2 separate regions of the Homo sapiens genome follow, and region 2 is linked to region 1. Evidence: chromatin loops called from intact Hi-C (ENCODE). Cell type or tissue: breast epithelium. All regions are shown on one strand. Links, peaks and the distances in the headings refer to the core of each region. The heading gives the core; the rest is flanking DNA. Region 1 has its middle 9.8 kb from the start of LINC01875. Region 2 overlaps LOC105373351 (a long non-coding RNA gene).

Region 1 (2,913 bases), core at 314-2,813:
ATCATTGTTCAGTAAATGATTCGCAAGATAGCCACCGTTAACTTTAAAAAAGCCACAATTTATAAATTTGGAAAAGCAGAGAAGACTTTATTTCTTGTAAAGGGTTACAGCCTGCAAGGAGGCCACCCTATGGGCTGGGAAGTCCAGCCTCCTGCCAAGACCAGAGATGGGCACTTCCGGCAGGAGGGGTTGGGGCAGGAGCTTCAGGCTGAACAGTTGGCTAAAGATACCCATTCATCAGGCACAGGAGAGCTGCAGATATTTACAAAGGTGGTGCTGACACGTGTTAAACAGACACGTGTGTAACATACGACTCATGTTCACCTTGGGGTGGAGATGTAATATTTAAATGTATTACCGTCAGGTCCTGTATGTCAAAAGGTGTTTTCAGAATGTGAAGGCAGCCTCTGTAAACCGGTCAGAACCCGTCTGTGGTCCGGGGTCGCTTAGGAGAGAGTTACTGAAATCAGCCTCTTGTGCAATCAGAGCTGTAGTTGTGGCTCACGGAGCAGTGTCTGTGAGCTGGATGAGCTGCGATGGGTTTCATGTTGATTCAAGGCTAGTGCTTGTTCGGCTGCTAGAGAAGAAGAAAAACCTGGTGGCAGTGAGGACAGTCGATTCTTTGCATGCGGGGTGTGTGACTTCACCCTTGCCTGCAATGGCCTTAGGTCCTGTTCATAATTTGGTATCTCATTGCCGCAAAGAGTCTGTTCTGTTCGTTTTTATAATCTCCGTTTTAAAGCTGGTTATTGTTGTGTCTAAACTGTAAACTGGAGGGGTATCTGAGGCCCGTCCAGCCTCCCATCCCATCATGGCCAGGAACTCAGCTGTAAGGTTTTTCTGGGGTTTCTGTGGCCATTCCATCAGTTGTTGGGGGGCGCTTAGGATTTTATTTTTAGTTCATATCACTAAGAGGAGAAACAATTAAAATGCATTAAAATGTTCCATGTCCCTCAGAAAAGCTTTGCATAGTAATTTTTGGTTATTCCACAAATTTATCCAATGGCTCTGCACATGATCATATTTAAACCTTTCTAAGGGAACATACAAAATATAAAATCAAGAGCAATTATATGGTGGAAGTTTCAAGGCGGCACAATGTGCAGGAAAATGAGGCAGTGGAAGGAGAGGAAGGGGACTCATCGTGAACACTGGGTCAAAGGAGGAAAGAGAGAAGTCCATGGAAGAACCTGCCTGTTTCAAGTTTGGGATATTCTGCCTAATCCAGGCTTCTATTTCTTCAAGCTTTTTAGCTGCTTTTAAGTCATAGCCTCTGCTCTGTGGGGTCTGGAGGCTGGCAGAGGCCCAGCAGGAAAGAGCTGCCGGCTAATTCCAATAGCGCTGCTCTTCTGCCAAACGGAGTTGTTTAAATGTTGATTTTGGCAAAATCTGTGAGCAGGTTGCTCTCGCCTCCCCAGATCTCTCAGGATACTTTGTAAATCATCTGTGAGCACACTTTTACTGGTCCTGCAGCAATCTTCCTTACTTATAACCTATCAAAATATTTTAAAGTGACGCAGATCTGGGGCATGTGAGGAGAGTGTGTAGACACGTGCCCCACTGGGATCCACAGTGCCCTGAGACCCTCGTCTCCCCCACAGGCTGTGACAAGAGGGCACTCTGGGTCACCGAGGGGAGGTCGTGGAGGAGCAGAGGCCCTGTGTCGTGAGTGCCTTCTGACCCTGCGCGTGACCCCCTGTTCAAGTCCACAGGCTCTGAGTGCCTTCCAACCCTGCTCATGACCCCCTGTTCAAGTCCACAGGCTCACCATGGCCTGGAAAATGCTGGCACTGCTCATAAGTCCACCTTTGAAAATTGGCTTGAACATGAGAACATGATCATTCCTGTTGTATTCATTGCATGTATTCAACAAGTGTTGTTTCATTGTCCTTGTGTTAGGTGTAGGGTAGATGACAAAAAATCAGAACACAGTCAAGTGGGAAGACAGACCTCGAGTCAGTGAACACGGTGTGCGTGTGTGTGCATGTGTGTGTGTGAGAAACAGAGACAGACTGTGAAAAAGACTGATTTAGAGGAAAGGTTCACTGCGATATTGTGGAACTTTCAGCCTAAAAATATAATTTTCAGAAATAGGACTCCGTAGATTTTCTGTTAATTGAAGCTTTTTTCAAAAATTTGGCTTAAAAAATATCTTCAAGACAGTGTTTTTGGAGGGGAGACTTGACCTCAGTTTTCTAAATAATAGATACTCCCAAGAGTTTAAATTTTAATAGGTGAACTATTATTGGTTCTTTAAATTCAGGTCCTCATAAACAAAGCAGGCACCACCAACACTCACATTAAGCAATAGTCTAAGGAAACAAAGCCATGGGAGCACGGAATGACAGCACAGGAGGCAGTGTCCGGTCTCCACGCCCCGCGGAGCAGGCCCACGTCACCCCCAGGAAGAAGGGCCCGGTCTCCACGCCCCGCGGAGCAGGCCCATGTCACCCCCAGGACACGGTGACAGCCCAGGCGGAGCAGGGAGGGCCCCAGATCAGAACAGGATGAGGACAGTTCTAAAAACTGTGAATTGTAAAAACCGCTCTCTTCCTAGAAGGATGACAGTCTTAAGGCTGCATTCTTCATGATACAAAGCATTTGAATGTTTCCCATGATGGAGAAAAGTGTTGAGTTTTCTTTTTAACTGGTTTTGTGAATGAAAACTTATACGTGGGCAGAGACAAGTCCCACGGGGGCCCGAACACGGTGGGCACGCAGGAAGCTGCCTTAAGGAGCGGGTTTTCCCCTTACCACACACCCAGCCATAGTTTTCTGTGTCCAGTGTCATGAAAATATTTGAACCAGGGACGCAAATGAAGTTCTATTCCTTACCAGATTTTTAAAAGAAGTTATTAAGTTTTTTAAAACCTTACTTGTCAAATGAGAATAAAACCTCTCTCTGTGAAGCAC
Region 2 (2,913 bases), core at 277-2,776, 170 kb after region 1:
GTTTTATGTTTGGCGTTTTTTTCATCAAAGAATTGCTTTCTCCGGGGACTGCCTGCCACTTTGGGGATTTGGCCCCAAGGCGGCCTCATTGGGAGGGCTGGATGATTTCTATTAGCCAGAGAGAAGAAAACAAAGTTGTAGAATCCATACACACTTCCTGGAGCTGCTCTTAAACACTGTAATTACCTTTTCGTTCAGAAAGAGCACTTTGTAAGCCTCCGACATCCAGTAACTCAAGTCCTGAGCAGGCAGCAATGATCCCAGCTGTGGGTCATTAGCCATCTCCCTGTGGGAGGAAAGGGGAGCAGGATTTTAATTCACCCTGTTCCACCTTCCCTCCAGAGAGGGAGGAGAAAACCCTCACCCAGCCGAGCCCCACACCATGTCCACATGGCTTGTGAATTGTTGCAGGACTTTCTAAACGTATTTGGCCACATTATCTCAAAGTATAAATTCGGATTTCAGTTTTGCACTCAATTCTTATTCCATATTTTATTTCAGAACATAAGAGGACAACACAATATAAAAGTGCTATTTAAAAATACGATTTCCTTCTTTATAAAATGCACCAAGTCCAGCACTTTGAGCACTTTATAAAGAAGGAAATCGTATTTTTAAAAACTGTTCGCAATTACAATAGTGAACCACTCACTTTCCAAATGATTTCTCAAAGGGGGTTCCAAGAATAAAGTCCAGCCACTCACAGACCCTTGACTAAGAAAATGTCCTCTCCTCTGTAAGAGTGTCCTCAGCCAGCTCTGACTCTCAGGAGGGACAGGGGGGACGGAGGGTGGTAGGTCCCAGGCTCCAGACCGCAGGAGCCACCAGGAACCCGTGCAGGCCCCACGTGCACCCAGTAGTAACATCAGGTGACAGCAGGCGAAAGGCCAAGGACCTTGAGGGAGGTTCACAGTCAGCTACTGGGTGTGTGGAACTCTGCAAAGCTTTCTTTATGTGACAAATGCTGAATGCCAGGGTGAGAGGGCTGCCTCAGGGTGGCTGGCTGGGCTGGAGGGGGTTATGGTTTTAGAGGGGTCTTGCCGAATAGAGACAAGAGTTGCCATGCTCATAGGTGCCTCGGTGCAGGTTGACATTTGGGGGTTCAGGTTTGAAGGTGAAGAGTGTTCCCGCCCTGCTACAGCCCTGAGCAGGAGAGCCTGAGTGGGGCGTGAGTCTCTAGGTGGGCCTGCGGTTGCGCTTTCTGAGATGAAGATTAGAAACGTGGAATTCCCAAACCTCTCTTTTCATAAACCACCTATTCATTAAAATTATTACACTTCATTAGTTTTTCAAGCCTTATGTTAGAAATAATACCTATACATCATTTAAAGAAAAACAAAGCAAAAGATGGCTCCCTCTCTGGCCTTAGCTGATATTTAAACAACATAACTTGATTAATAAGATTAATTTATCCTAACATTTGACTACCATGATCTTTTTTTTTTTAAGACAGGGTCTGCTGTCTTGCCCAGGCTGGAGGGCAATGGCACCACCACTGCCCACCTCAGGTTCAACCTCCTGGGCTCCAGCCATCCTCCTGCCTCAGCCTCCTGTGTAGCTGGGACCACAGGCATGCGTCACCATCCCCAGCTAATGTTTATTAGTAGAGATGAGGCCTTACTATGTTGCCCAGGCTGGTCTGGAACTCCTGGGCTCAAGTGATCCTCCCGCCTCTGTCTCATTACAGGTGTGAGCCCCGCCCGCAGCCTGATCTTTTCTATCACATTCTGAGTCCTGGTTTCAGAGCTAGATCCTTCTTCATTGGCCCCCAGCTCCACAACTTCAAAACCACTTGGAATCAAAGTACATATACAGTTATTGACTATCTATATGCATTTCCACTTAACTGGTAAGTCCAAACATTCCCCTTTGTTATAATCTGCTATAAGAACAATTCTATCCAAATTCTGCACCCTCAAATCCTACTATTCCTTGCATGAAAGAAAGGATAAAAAGATACAGAACTTTAGCGTCACTGAGTTCCAGAAATGTTGTCCGTTTCCCTGCATAGGAAGAGGGCACAGCACCCAGCACATGAGGCCTGGCGGGACCTCCCCATCAGGGATGCAAGCATCACTGCCCACCCGGCTCCTGCTGCATCAGAGCCTCCATCCTGGGCCCTCCCACCTGCACCTGCAACTGGGCTCCTTGTAGACACGCCGTGGCCGCTGAGTCACAGGGTCACAGGCGGCTGCCAGCCCTGCAGGGTGGGGCTGGCTTCATCACGGAGCCACACCCCAAGGATCTGTTGGCCGGCATCTGGAAAAAGCCCAGCACTCAGGACCTTTACCCAGAAAGTAGGAAAACCTGGATGGTAATAATTTTCCATATCAAATTATACAACTTTCTACTCCCTTTTTAAAAGGACAGAAACACTCTGTGCCCAAGTAGAAATTTTCATGGCAGCTTCTTACTAGGCATTATGTGAAAAATAAATTCCTTGACTTTCATCTTCAGTTCAGGCTGTCGGAAGGTAGTTTTAACTGGCACAAATAATGTAAATTTTATTAGCAAAAAAAGTGCAGTTAAATTGTCTAAGTGTGTGCGTATGTGTGTGTCAGAAAAAATATTTAAAATAATTGTTTAAAATAATTCAAGTATTTTGATTACACTCACACAGTCACGCTATTGATTAGACTTGCAATCAATAGTTGATGAATGCCGAACTGTCTTAAGCCACGTTGGCTTACACTGCAAGACAGCGTCAGGGAGGAGAAAACTAGGAGAAAGACACAAAGCAAAGCCAAGATAAACGCTGCCCTCATTTTTCTCAGAGAAAACAGCGCCAGGGAAAATGGAGCCAATGGCTGGTAATGGCTGTTTTCAGAGCCCGTTCTGCCCGTGTGAGGACACAGTGACCGTCCCTGAGCCGCGCAGGCTCTGCCCGAGCTCAGCTCGCCCCTGCAGGCTTCC

Evidence for each region. Hi-C counts contacts between places; a loop is a spot of excess contacts. Peaks named below come from ENCODE experiments on the same cell type or tissue, not always from the same donor. Only the 100,000 strongest peaks of a DNase experiment are listed, where the experiment ranks them.
Region 2: a loop joins it to region 1, with 3.0 times the contacts of the local background. A loop is called at or near these places in 1 of 110 quality-filtered maps.

What each region holds. Positions count from the first base shown.
Region 1 is chr2:554,168-557,080 of GRCh38, reverse strand. No RefSeq gene overlaps it. Among named protein-coding and RNA genes, the nearest start is that of LINC01875, 9.8 kb to the right of the region's middle. In breast epithelium, for the core only: no CTCF peak of the experiment used is centred there; DNase peaks (open chromatin) are centred at 500, 1,350 and 1,659; H3K4me3 peaks cover 821 bases; H3K27ac peaks cover 1,341 bases.
Region 2 is chr2:383,330-386,242 of GRCh38, reverse strand. LOC105373351 (a long non-coding RNA gene) reads right to left here. Exons shown (of 3, transcript XR_922703.3): 2 at 187-286. Among named protein-coding and RNA genes, the nearest start is that of LINC01865, 69 kb to the right of the region's middle. In breast epithelium, for the core only: no CTCF peak of the experiment used is centred there; no DNase peak of the experiment used is centred there.